Linked DNA regions of Homo sapiens: region 2 is linked to region 1. A link is a contact called in ENCODE Hi-C or POLR2A ChIA-PET data. All regions are on one chromosome and are shown on one strand. The core of a region is the stretch at or near the end of the contact, and the rest is flanking DNA. Distances in the headings are between cores, read along the strand shown.

Region 1 (7,021 bases), core at 600-3,099:
CCACTCTGAGCAAGAGAGCAAGACCTTGTCTCAAACAGGTCTCTAAGGAGTTCTTAGAGAACCCAGCAACACCTGAGGGACCCTTAAGGTCTCCTACAGGTAGCCAAGACTCTTAAAACTAGGACTAGGGCACAAAGGACTCAAAGGAAGAGTCTGAACTGAAATGAGGACACACTTAGCATGATTGAAGAGAGTTTAATAAAGAGATCAGTCGCATGGTGGGAACCAGATTAAGGGCAACAATCCTGTGATTTATCCTGAAACTAGCAACAGTGGGGAGCTGTTGCTATCTCTAGACCTGAGGGGCAAGGGAGGGAGTGGACACACAGAGAGACCCATGGCCATGGGAGCGAGCTGTTTAAAGGGAGTCACAGCCTTCAGCAGAGAGAGGCAGCCATCGCCAGCCCAAGCCCTTAATGAGACACATTAAGCCTCAAGCACCTTTAACCGCTTTTGCACTTAAAGCAGAGGCCCATTGGTGAAGCAAAGGAGAAATCACAGAGTGGCCCTCTGCTTCTTACTCTCATTCCTTGGCCCTAGAGTTGGGTACTTCTTACAGCCAGGGGACCTGCAGGCTCCTGTTCATTGCCCCCATAGCAGGAAGACAAGGGAGAGCTGGGTTGGATCTTACCTTGGTGGTCCTGGGCCAGATGAAGGATGCCACCTAAACCTCTCTCACACCACCACCCACGTGCACACATACACTTGTACATCTCTATGCATATGTATTAAGAGCTATCAAGGGGCCGGGCATGGTGGCTCACGTCTGTAATCCCAGCACTTTGGGAGGCCAAGGTGGGCAGATCACCTGAGGTTGGGAGTTCAAAACCAGCCTGACCAACATGCAGAAGCCCTGTCTCTACTAAAAATACAAAAAATTAGCCGGGCATGGTGGTGCATGCCTGTAATCCCAACTACTCGGGAGGCTGAGGCGGAGAATCACTTGAACCTTGGAGGCGGAGGTTGCGGTGAGCCGAGATCATGCCATTGTACTCCAGCCTGGGCAACAAGATCGAAACTCTGTCTCAAAAAAAAAAAAAAAAAAAAAAAAAGGCTGTAAGTACTCTGCAGTTGTTAGTTATTTTATTATCAGGGATGCTCTTGGTGGGGTAAATTGGTCTTTAAAATACAAAGAGATTTTGAAGGTCCTGAAAGCAACCTGGAGTGGAAGCGATGAGAAGAAGAAAAAGAGGAGGGCAAACAAGTAAAGAGAAGATCATAAGATGGCTTAAGATTGGAGTCCACTGTAATAAAACAACCAACAAGACATCTCTAGTGGTGGGATGTCAAAGGATTGTAAGAATACATTTAATTTGGAACTGCTGCGTTGTCATGATGTAAACTCCTCCTCTGCCCCAACCCCTAGTACCACAGTGAAGTCTGATCCACACACAACTTGCCTTGTTTGGCGGGAGTGTGGATCATGTGGAAAAAGGAAGAGATTGTACTGCACACATAGGAGAAGGCAGAGTTGGATGGAGACAGTCTTTAAACTGAGGAAGCAGAAGTTTAGAACCAGTGGAAACCATAAGCCTCTCTCCCACTATTTCTCCATCCACACCCTAGCCCACAGCCCTAAGAACCCACAGAAATGTTAGGGAGACCTCTGGATTTCCCATTTGTGAAATAGATGGCTCAAAGGAAGTTTATCTAATTCTTAAGGAATTAGGTGACCCTAACTGACACTTGGGCAACACTTCAATAGACTCAAAACAGGCTGAGACAAGGTTCTTGAATTTGCTTTATTCTGTTATTCAATGATTAGTCATTCATTCATTTATTCACTCATTCAGACATGCAGGCAGTCAATGAATCACATCTACAGAGGATTGGCCACAGGGAAGGCACTGAGCAGTAAGCACTGGAGATTCAACAGTGAACAAGTTCCTGTCCCCACCCTGAAGGCACTTCTGACTGATGAGTGACACAGGCAAGATGAGCACAGAGAGACAAGGAGGCACAGGACCCCGTGGTCATCCAGGCTCTAGGCAGTAGAAGTGGCACATTGGAGGGAAGTGGCAAGGAAGCCCTCCCTCTGGAAATGATTTGGCTGTGGCTGGCATCACCCAGGTCCCTCCAAATGCCTTCCTTTCAGCTGTACCCCAAGACCCATCTTGGCTACTTACAGTCCCCTTCCTCTAAGCAGCAAGTTCTTCTCCATCTCAGCTGCAGCCACTCTGACTTCTGGATTCTCCTCACTCCAGTCCAAGCAGTGAAGTAAGACAGTCTTCCCGGCTCCCTTTTTCTGTTACTTCTCAAAAAATAAAGTACCCAGGCATCTCAGTTTTAAGGATTTGACTGCTAATTACTATAAGGTCATAGGGGACATAAAAAGTGATAAAATGGGTCTGTGTTAGTTACAAAGATTCCAAAATCTTACCACATTCTTAAAGTCCTGATCTTGAGTCAGGAGTTCCTGACTTTCTCTGAGATAGTAAATGAAATGATGATGATGATAATAATAATAGGAGGGGCCAGGCGTGGTGTCTCATGCCTGTAATCCTAGCACTTTGGGAAGCTGAGGCGAGTGGATCACTTGAGTTCAAAACCAGCCTGGCCAACATGGTGAAACCCCATCTCTACCAAAAATATTAAAAATTAGATGGGTGTGGTGGCACGCACCTGTAATCCCAGCTACTCAGGAGGCTGAGGCAGGAGAATCACTTGAACCCAGGAGGCAGAGGTTGCAGTGAGCCGAGATTGTGCCACTGCACTCCAGCCTGGGCAACAGAGTAAGACTCCACCTCAAAAAAATAATAACAGCAGGTATTGGGTGTCTAGGATTTCCAGGTACTTTGCATTCCACAGATATACAAATTTAATAGAATTATCCCCTTTTTGCAGATGAAGAAACAAAGGCTTATACAAAGTGGCTTGTCCAGGGGTGCAAAGCTAGAAAGACATGGATGGTAGGGCCCTGCTATTTGCACTGCACCCCACTCCACGTGTATTCCTGAAGGCAGAGTTCACCACCTCCCCCTCCTCCCTTTGACTAGACCTTGGGCAAAGGTCTGAGGGACCCATTCCCCCATGCTAGCCCCTCTTCCCAGACTCAAAACAGAATCATGGTTGCTTTCCCTTGTTTCAAGTAGGCAACCAGCCTCATCAAGGGTCCCTGGGCTAGGCGATGCCAGGCTGCTCTGAGCTTCAGGACTGACCTGGATTCCTTACCTTCCTTTTCCTCACAAGCACATTCTTATGCTCAGGTAAGCAAGGAACTCACTCAACAAGGAAGAGGTTGGAGCCTGCAAATAAGGATGTTTTCTGTTTCACATACTGTTGTAAGGATAAAATCATTTTTGTGAAAACATGTGACACAGAGTAGGTACTAGATATGTGTGAGTTGATGCTAAACAGGCTTTTCACTCATCTCTAACAAACTCTTCTCAAGCCATCTACCCAATCCTCACTGCTCACTTGAACTAGCTCAGCAGACCACCCCCTCTCCCTAAATCTTCATCTCTTCCTGGTTTTATTAGTTCCCATCTCTCTCAGAAGGAACACCCACCTTACCCCTCTAAGGCTGACCCCTCCATCTGGATGCTGGACCCCATGCCTCACACCAGGCCGTATCAGTTATTCCTCTTTTTTTGTTCGCTTTTTTTTTTTTTTTTTTTTTTTTGAGACGGAGTCTCACTCTGTCTCCCAGGCTGGAGTGTAGTGGTGCGATCTCCTGTATTCAAGCAATTCAGCCTCCTGTGTTCAAGCAATTGTCATGCCTCAGCTTCCGAGTAGCTGGGATTACAGGCATGCGCCACCACACCCAGCTAATTTTTGTATGTTTAGTAGAGATGGGCTTTCGCCATGTTGGCCAGGCTGGTCTCAAACTCCTGGTCTCAAGTGATCCGCCGGCTTTGGCCTCCTGAAGTACTGGGATTACAGGCATGAGCCACCACGCCCAGCCCAGTTATTCCCTTTTAGTCTTTGGTTTCTCATTCCATCTCCTTTCCCTTGCCTATGTGCCAGCTTAGTCTCACCCAAGATTTAAAAAACAAAAACCTCATGACCCTTCCCTCTTCTCAAGTTATAGCCCTTCACTCCTCCCTCCCATCTCTACTGCACTCCCTAAATGCCCTGCCTACCTGGTTTCCTGCAAATGGCATCATAAAAGTCACCAGGGACCTCCTCATTGCCACATCTGATGGTTCCCTTTTTTCTTGATTTTGCAGCTGCACTTGACCCTGAGGGCCACTGCCTCCTAGAAACCATCCCAGCCCATGCCACCATCTCACTGGGTTTGCTCCTGCATCTCTGACCGTGCCTTCCCAGCCTCCTCTGCCACCTCTTTTTCTCTTTAAATGTGGAAGCCCCAGTTTTCTTTCCTTGGCCCCTTTCTCCTTATTTATCACTCTTCCTGGACAATCACATCCACTCATACATCTGCATCAGTCTTCCAAGTCATCATTGCCAGCACCCAAGCACCAGAAGTATGGAGCCAGCCATGCTTTGGTGGAAATTGTGGGTACTGTGAGGGTGCTAGGCTTGGTGCTATCCTTCCCAAAGCTCAGACTTCTGCCTGGTGACCCATGGACACTTTATTCTTAGCTGTCAAATTGATCCATGGGCAAGGACTTCTGCTAGGCACTGGGGAGAATGCACAGAGGCTTAAAGCCCTGCAAGCTGGTCACTAGCCCCCCTTCTCCTTTGCTGGGTTCCCCTCCCTTAGGACATCCACATGGCCACACCCCCCCATCACTGCCATCACAAGTTCTATGCAACAGAAGGAATGATCAATTCAAAAAGGATAAGCCGCCCCTTTGCCAACACCCAAATTCCTTATTCTGTCTCCCCAACACACTTCCCATCACTCCACCCCATTCCCCAGTCAAATGGATCCAGCGTCACATGACAACAGTGCCCTCTAGAGGAGTACTTTTCAAATTGCAGTGGTGCTCTCGATGTGGCTAATTCATTTTCCAAAGGTGACTCGTATGTCCCATCCCACCTGCTGTTCTTACAATGGGACTTTGACACTCCACCCATTATGAAGTAGAGTCTATGTTCCCTTCGCTGCATTGGAGTGGGCTTGTGATTCTGGAGAAAATGATGCTATATGACTTCCACTTGGAGCTCTGAGGCACCTTAATCAGTTCAACTGCCCTGAGGCTGCCATGCACAAGGAAGCCCACACTGAGACCACACGGGGATGCTACCTGGAGAGAGAGATAGCTAATTCAGTCTGTCACTTCCAGCCCCAGCTACTGACCACAGTCACATGAGACACCTAAATCAGAACGGCCCTACTGAGCCCTTCCCAAATTGCTGCCCCAAAGAAACCATGAAAGATACTGAAATAATTACTGTTGCTTTAGGTCATCATGTTGGAATGATTTGTTATGCAGCAATAGATAACTAGATCAGTGGGTCATGAAATCATTCAAGTGTGTCATGACCAGCATTGATTTTTAAGAATTAACTGGTAGAGAACAGAATAGAATGGAAAATGTAATAACAAAAGTTTTGTGGAGAAACTTTTTTCAATAAATGTGTGTGTTTGCATATGTGTATACTGGATCAAGTAATAAAATGTATTTGTTTCTGTGCATCATGTAAAGTTTTTAAAGTTTTAAGAAGCTAGATTATTGTTGCAATTCCAGAAACTACAAAAACCAAACTCCACTAGGATCATCTCAGTGAGTCAAAGAGGCTGGAAATTATAGTACCTTATAAGCAAGTTACAGGTGCACCCATTTAGCTTTGTCATCTAAAGCAGAGGAACAGAAATGCCTTCTGCTTGTGAGAACAAGAAGGGAGGCAACTCCTAGAAAAGCGGTGTTCTAGATGGTTCTTGGATACTTTTACTATAATACTTGGTGCCTTGATCCTCTCAGTAATTAATGGAATTTCTGAGACAGTTTGATGGTATGTTTCTCCATAAAACTCCTGCATCAGCATCACATGGGGGCTTGTAAAAACACAGATCCCTTGGCCACAGTTCAAACGTAAGGCAGGGGGCCCAAGACTCTGTATCTTAACCCAGCCCCCCAAAGGAATTATAAACGCACTAAAGTTTGAGATCTACTGAGTCATAGGGAGGATTGTATGAGTATTGAAACTTAGGGCTGGGCATGGTGGCTCACGCCCATAATCCCAGTGCTTTGGGAGAACATGGAAGGAGGATTACTTGAGCCAGGAGGTCAAGACCAGCCTGGGCAACATAGCGAGACCCCATCTCTTTAAAAAAAAATTTTAGGTTAACTGTCATGCAAAGGCCTGCACTCCAGCCTGGGTGACAGGAGACCCTGTCTTTAAAAAAAAAAAAAAAAAGTTAACTCATCCAAAGACCTAATTGGTCAGAATCCTGAGACATCTTCACTGCACCACGGATGTAACCGGAAATAGCCCTGATTGTCAAGAAAGCTCATCCAGGCCTCCTGTAAAGTAAAAAGCAAGGCTGGAAATGCCTTCATTTCTTTAAAAAGAGGTTGTATTTCTGAGGAGTGTGTGTGTGTGTGCATGCACATGTGTGTATGTCTGTGTCTGTGTCTGGCTGTATGTGTCTGTGTATCTGGGTATGTGTGTGGCTGTGGCAGAAGTCCTGAAAAGGTTCGTTAGACAAGGCGTTTCCTGATAAGCTCCAGGACAGGCCTATCTATTCAGAATACTTTAAGCCTTGTCATACCTGCATGTTTTTCTCGTTCACTCACTGCACACACAGGTACACACACATGCATGCTCAGACTTTACTTTGATTGGTAGGTAACTAAATTCCTACTAGATAAAGTCTCTGCCTCTTTCTTCTTTTTTCTTTCCCAGAATTACATCCATATTAGTATAAATTCACTGGCCTAAAAGAAACGTTAGAGATCCTAAAATTCAGTGCTTTCTTAAGAAATTTGACAAGAACACTTTGTTAAAATCATCATCATGCCTTGACAGAATGCTGGTAGGTCACTTGGATTCAATTAAGCAGACAAAATTGTCTCATAGGAGAGTTAAATGCTCAACAAGATGCAAAGTTTATTTACATGTTGTTTTATCTCATAATAAAGTGAAAATATTAGATTAAATCATTTTATTG
Region 2 (6,499 bases), core at 3,941-6,440, 180 kb before region 1:
CAGCTTGGAATAAAGTCCAGGCCCCTAGTGCTCCCCACTGGAGGCGTCTGCCCCAGCATCTCTCCAGCCTCATTTCCCGGTGTGCCCTCCCCCAGCCACAGCAGCCACCTGCTCTTTTCTAGGACTGGGGCGGGGGGATTCACTCCTCAGGACCTTTGCACGTGCTCTTCCTCCAGATATTTCCAGATCTGGCTCCCTCGTTTTATTCAGGCCTGTGTCAGATGTCATCTATTCAGAAAAGACATCCATGATGACTATTTATTTACACGCATCCGTGATGAAAAATGCTCCAGTGTCTGTGTTATTTGTTGGAGAACTGTCATCACAGAAAGGTTGGAACAGTGTCTCCTTACTCCAGATGGAAATCACCTAGATTCCACAAGGTGCTTATAAAGTGCTGCTGCTCAAATAGGAGAGTCCAAGTGTTGTCTTCTGTAGTTCATGCCCCCTGGATGTCTCTGCGGAACTGCCTGGCAGGTTTGGCTTGAAAAGAAACAATTCTTTCAGCAAGTGTTTGCTGATAGCTTGTCTATGTGTCAGGCACTGTTCTGGGCAATGAGAATACGGTGAACCAAAAACACTCCCCTCCACCTCACACACCTGACTTGGTCCCAAGGAGACAGAAAACAAACAGACATACATACCATAAAATGTCAGGTTGTAACAGTGCTGGCAACAAAGATAAAGCCAGGGATGGGAGTGAGCTGCTTGCTACACATTTTCACCAGAGGTGGATGCTGGACAATTAAAAGCCCCCCTCGTCCCACCCAGTGCTCTCTTGTACCTTTCTCTCCTGAAGTGTAAGAAGGAACAGGGAGAGGAGGCTGGAAGAATTCTGTGTAGCTGTAGCTTCATTTTATGATAAAGGCCGTGTCTGATACCCACTTGGGAGCCCTCCCTTATATAGCTGGAGGGTCAAGAAGTTGAATTAAACTACCCTTGTAGTAACTCTTAGGTTCTGCCCTCTTGGTCACAGAGCTCACTGACAATAGATTTTTAAAAATTGTATTGATAACTTATCCCCAGCTGAGAGCCAGAGCGCCTAAGATACATCATCTTTTTTGTGGGAAACCACACAAGCAAGGCCAGTTGCACTAAAACCAGGATACTGGCTTTTCTTGGTTGTTTCAAAGGCTGCTCAGATTCCTGACTGTGTGCCTGTCAACCTTTCTACTAGATGACTTCTCTGGAAGACCCACCCGCCCCCCACATCGTTCTACCCTTCCCTCCCCACTCCCCCAACCCCTGCCTTTTCCATGCCTCTTTCCACAGGGATCATTGTTTTTCTCGGCCTCCTCTCGTCTGACATGCTCCCAGTGTGAGAGTGAGGCTTGGGGTACAGGGCAGCCCAGCCCGGCGAGATCAGCTACTGACCGAAGCTGGTCATTGCTTCTCCCTGGGAGCCACTGTGAATACATGCTACTATGACCCTGTTATTAACATGTGATATTGGTGTAGTATGTTTGTTACAATTAATGAGCAATTGTTCAAAATATATCAAAAATATTGGTATATTATTAACTAAAGTTAAGACTAGTTGACTAAAATTAGATGTTACTGAACATAGCCCTTCAACACATTTCACCATAGGTGAGAAATAAGCGTGCTTCTGCCCTCTCTGTTTTCAGCAGGGTAGAATTCATAGTGATGGCAAAGGCTGGAAGTGAGCTTTGTCTGTCTTTGCAATCAGCTGAGCCCACAGGGCAGCAGATGAGGCTGAGAGCCACAGTGCTCCGTACAAGGCTGCTCATCCACGACTAAGCAGTGTCTCCTCTGCATTTCCAGAAATGTCTGACTCAAGCTGCCCCTGCCATGGCTTCCTTAGGAGAAGGACGTTGTACTTGAACCTAGGGAAACAGTATGACTGGACAATCCAGAGTGCAGAGTAAAGTCATCCAACTTCACAGTGCTGTAACTGTCATCAGCTGGTAATAGAATACTTTTTTAGAGTAGCTTTAGATTTACAGAAAAATTGAGCAGAAAGCACAGAGAGCTTTACCCCACTGCATAGTTTCACCTGTTATTAACATCCTGCATTGGTGTGATATGTTTGTTACAATTGATGAGTCAATTTTGGTACATTATTAACTAAAGTTAATATTAGTTAACTAAAGTTAGATATAAACTAAAGTCCCTCGTTTACATTAGGGCTCACTCTTGTAGTTGTACATTCTATGTGTTTGGACAGATTTATAATGACACATACCCACCATTATAGTATTGTACAGAGTCATTTCACTGACCTAAAAATTGCCTGTGCTACACCTGTTCATCCCTTTCTCCCCTCTCCCAAGCCCCTGGCAACTACTGATCTTTTTACAATCTCTACAGTTTTGCCTTTTTCAGACTGTCATATAGTTAGAATCATACAATATACAGCCTTTTCAGACTGGCGTCTTTCATGCAGTAATATGTATTTAAGCTTTCTCTATGTGACTTGATGCTTATTTATTTTCATTGCTGTATAATATCCCATTGTATGAATGTACCACAATTTGTTTATCCATTTACCTACTGAAGAATATTTTGGTTGCTTCCAAGTTTTCACAGTTATGATTAAAGCTACTGTAAGCATCTATATGCAGATTTTTCTTTGAAGATAAGTTTTCAACTAATTTGGGTAAATACCAAGGAGCACTATTGCTGGATTGTATAAGGGTGTGTTTGATTTTGTAAGAAACTGAAAAACTGTCTTCTAAAGTGTCTGGACCACTTTATCAATTGGTTTTGACTCCTGAACCACTTTCATTTAGATGAGTCTAATTTTTCCAGAAAATACTTCAGAAATACACTAACTGTTAGTAACCTGAAACCCTTTTCTCACTGCACTCTTACATGGGACTTAAAGGTGAAATGCTGCCACCTTCATTCTTCTTTCTGTAGTCTTCCTGCTGGTCTCTGTTCTTGCTAGAACTAAACCATCCTAGCAGAAAACTTCCTCTTTTCCCTCTCCCTCCTTTTTGCTTCTCATCACCACCCTTTCCCCAGCAAAAGTTAAAGGGGAAAATGGACTAGAGCAGGGTTGGTAGGGGAGATCCCACTCCCATTTTCCCATAGCAGAGCTATTGCATTTTCTCCGGGATTTTTGTTTTCCTTTAAAATGTCTTAAATTGACACTGCTAAAAGATACATGATGCTCTCTGCCCCACAGCTCTGGGGTTGGCATGCCTTGTTCCTTACTGGTTTGTCTCGAGTCAATAAATGAGATTCTGCCCATACAACTAAGTGCATTTGGGGCATTAACTGAACAGCTTTGCTACACGTGGCTGGTAAGAACATGTATTGACCTGAGGGAGATACATTAGGGGCCTTAAAATCTGGCAGTGGACCAAAAGAAAGTCAAATGCATCATCCCCGTGTGTTTCTTCCCTCTTGGGGCTTCCGAGTCTCATTGGAACCCCACCACTATAAAACACCTGGAGTGGGTTTTGTGACTTGTCAGTCTTGTTACTTTATAAATAGGCTTCATGTTGTGTAACCTGAATGCTTTGGGTTAATACAAAGAGACAGACAAGACAGGCACAGGCTGATGACCTGGAGAATAGAGGGAAGAGCTGACAGGAAAAAGCATTCCAGGTAAATGGGGCAGGTTGGATCACCATGGTCCTTCTGTGACCATTTTCAAGGCTCTAATGAGTGGCCCTGTCTGCTCATGTGACTACAAGCTTGTTGCATTTCCCCTGAGTTTTGGGTACATCTGCCCATATACAGTTGGAAACTAAATGACCTGCAGTTGAAGAGACTTTCTCTGTTGGGGCCCAGAATTTCTCAACAGAGTGCACTGTCAATATGTTAAGCAAGACAAGGTTCTGTGCATTACAGAAATCAGAAACTTAGCATCCGCGGCCCCACCATTAAGTACCAGTAGTGCCCCCTAGTCCTTGTGACAGTCAGAAAGCACCTCCCACCACAGGTTCTCAGATGCTCCCTAAGGGGCATCTGCTACCAGCAGTAAGAACCCCTGGGCTAGCGGGTGGTCTGGTCAAGGTCTCCCAGTGAAAGGGAGTAAATCTGAGTACCACCCCGTCCACTCCTCCTCTTCAGCACCTGGAGCCTGCACTTGTTGCCCAGGCCTTTCTCCCCTACTAGCCTCTTCTCCCTCCTCCTGCCCCTTGCTTCTGGGGCCCAAGGAGGAGAACTTAGAGATTCTGCCAGTTTGCAGTGTGATGTGGGTTGAGAAATGTGGAGCTGCAAGAAGTAAGTGTATTTACCCCTTAACTCTTGAAAACCTGTAGTTCTGGGGATTTGTTTCCTTCTTGATTGAACTTGCTTCTTAATCAGCCACCCTTATCAACTCAAGTGAGCATGCCTAAGGGGTGTCCTGTGGCCAGCCCCCAAGGTGGACAGTGGGGATTAGCAATGGGGCAGCATTGTCCCCTTCCCCCATCCCCTACTTCCAGGCTGATGCTGCATTGATCTGAGATTCTGCCAAGTCACACTGGTATTTGTATTGGCCCAAACCCAAAGCCTCACAATGCCTTCTGCAGGGTGGTTCCGGGGTGTCCAGGGTGTTGTGCACCAGGGTGCAGGGATGAGTTTGTCATCACCAAGCTATTCACATGGAGGAAATGGGACAGAGTTCAAGGATTGCTTGTTTTTACCTCCTCCCTGCTCATACCCTACTTTCAAGCCACTTGTGTGAATGATGCCCACACATGGCTTTGACTGAGCTGAGGGGATGGGCTTGGTTTGATTTCAGCCACCAAGAGTCTAACTTTGCTGGCCCGAGGTGCACACCAGCAGAACCACTGCTCACCTGGGCCCAGAGGATGGTAATTCTGAGACATCACAGGCCAGGGAAGTTGAGATGGGGCCAATGGGCCTTCACGGATAGGGAGGGACTTATAACCTCCCCATGGATCCTTCCAGAGGTGGTGTTTGGTTCCTGTACTTCTTGTCAGCCAGGTGCCCTCTGCTCAGCTGGTTCACAATGCAAAGGGCCCAGGGCCCTGTGGATAGCTATAGCATCTGCCACTTTATCCCCAGCTTTGTCCCTAGCCCACTGCCGCCATCCCCTTCTTCCTCCCTCCTGGACTCTGGGAAAATCAAGTGTAACCCTTTCCAGAGACACCTCAAGGCCTCGTGTCACAGTGCCAGTCAGCTGGAACAGGTTTTCAGAGTGCCTCAGCTTGGCACGGCTTCTCTGCAACCTCAGAACTCGGCCCTGGTAGAGCCTGTTGGTGATTCAGCAGCTGGGGAACTCCAGCCAGCCCGAGAGGGCTCGGCGATACTCGCCCTGTTGCCTTGAAATTCCAGGAATTTGGATGGGGGCCCTCAGCCAGCCAGTGCGTGAGCAGGCCTGGGGAAGAGGAAGGTTGACTCAGTACCCAGCCCCTGGTCTAAGTCTTTGATAAGGCTTAAACTCTTCGGAAGAGACAATTGCTTCCTCCTGGCACAAAAGGGTGTGGCATAGATCTGCACAGGTGAGAGCAAGCACAGGGCCTTCCTCACCTCTAGCCAGATGCGTGCTGCATCCTGGTTAACACTGTTGGATAAAGATGTTTTACCTATCTGCTATTTGCTTTGCTTTATGAGAGAGGGTTCTCTCGGACCACCAGATCAGTGGGCAGCCTTATTCTATAAGGCTTTGAAGTGGGTAACATGTTGGGGAGAATACAGGAAGATGTCTGTGTGGCAGTGTGAGTTGTTGCATCACAGTGGCCGGGCCTTAGAAACAAAAGTGTCTCAACAGGAAGCAACTGGCTCCTCCTCCAAGGGTCTCTGTGCCTTTTTTATTTAGTTGTTTATTTTTTGCATGCTTCTCCAGATGTCAGGAAAAGCATTTCACCTCCTTTTGCAGCTATGTTACTTCTCTGTTAACATAGCTGCAAAGGGTTATGTAACAACTAGGTTACTTCTGTGGTGTCAGTTCTGGGCACTTGTTAGTGGCATTGACTCTAAAGAGTTCAAAGCAGTTTGCCAATATTCTCATTTGTCTCTTGAAGTAGGGAAAGATAGTAACCAGCTCTCCTAAATCAGTAATGGTGGGAAATGAGGTCTGGGCTGAGAGAAGGAGGGACAGGAGATACTAGTCCATGTGAGTGACCTGATCTTATACCCAGCCCAGTGCTGGTGGGTATTAGGAGGTGCAGGCAGGGAGCTCTGCCTGCCAGAGTGGTCAGGGGGCATCGTGGAGGACTTGGGGATTGAGCTCGACCTGGAAGGCTGGTAGAAATGACGTCAGGCAGTAAGGAGGCTTTTCTACGCAGAAGAGAAGGAGTTAGTGTTTGTAAGAGACCCGGACTAGGTAGAAACATTTGGGTGGAAGAAAGGGCTGTAATAGGGAGCATCAGAGATACAGGAACACCAGTGAGTGTGTTTGCTTCAATCATCTGGATTGTAAACTCCTTGTGGCAAGTCTTGCCTTTGCTTGAAGAGCCCTGGGACACAACATTCACAACGAACGTTCACAATGAGCGTTCACTCCTCTGTCTTAGCCTCCTTGGGATATGGCCAGGCCTCTTTGGGGTCACTGGATGGAAGTCTTTGTGTTCTTATA

Evidence for each region. Hi-C counts contacts between places; a loop is a spot of excess contacts on that map. ChIA-PET counts read pairs that join two places held with the same protein, here RNA polymerase II (POLR2A). Pooled maps may share reads with other maps.
Region 2: a map of PC-9 shows a loop between it and region 1 (7-fold over the local background). The contact joins two enhancer-like sites. A Hi-C loop is called at or near these places in 2 of 168 maps with a recorded cell type or tissue (PC-9 and mammary epithelial cell) and 5 of 50 pooled maps. POLR2A ChIA-PET finds 5 or more read pairs at or near these places in 1 of 52 experiments (RWPE1).

The regions. Positions count from the first base shown.
Region 1 is chr2:70,339,204-70,346,224 of GRCh38, reverse strand. It overlaps the pseudogene BRD7P6. Among named protein-coding and RNA genes, the nearest start is that of FAM136A, 41 kb to the right of the region's middle. Within about 2 kb of position 1,849, at least 3 of the 41 ENCODE cell types and tissues checked have a DNase peak (open chromatin) inside an H3K27ac peak, as active enhancers do; they include PC-9 and mammary epithelial cell, where a contact is called at or near this core.
Region 2 is chr2:70,523,227-70,529,725 of GRCh38, reverse strand. All of the region lies in intron 1 of TGFA (transforming growth factor alpha), which reads left to right. Among named protein-coding and RNA genes, the nearest start is that of TGFA, 27 kb to the left of the region's middle. RefSeq lists an enhancer at 5,098-5,714. Within about 2 kb of position 5,190, at least 21 of the 41 ENCODE cell types and tissues checked have a DNase peak (open chromatin) inside an H3K27ac peak, as active enhancers do; they include PC-9 and mammary epithelial cell, where a contact is called at or near this core.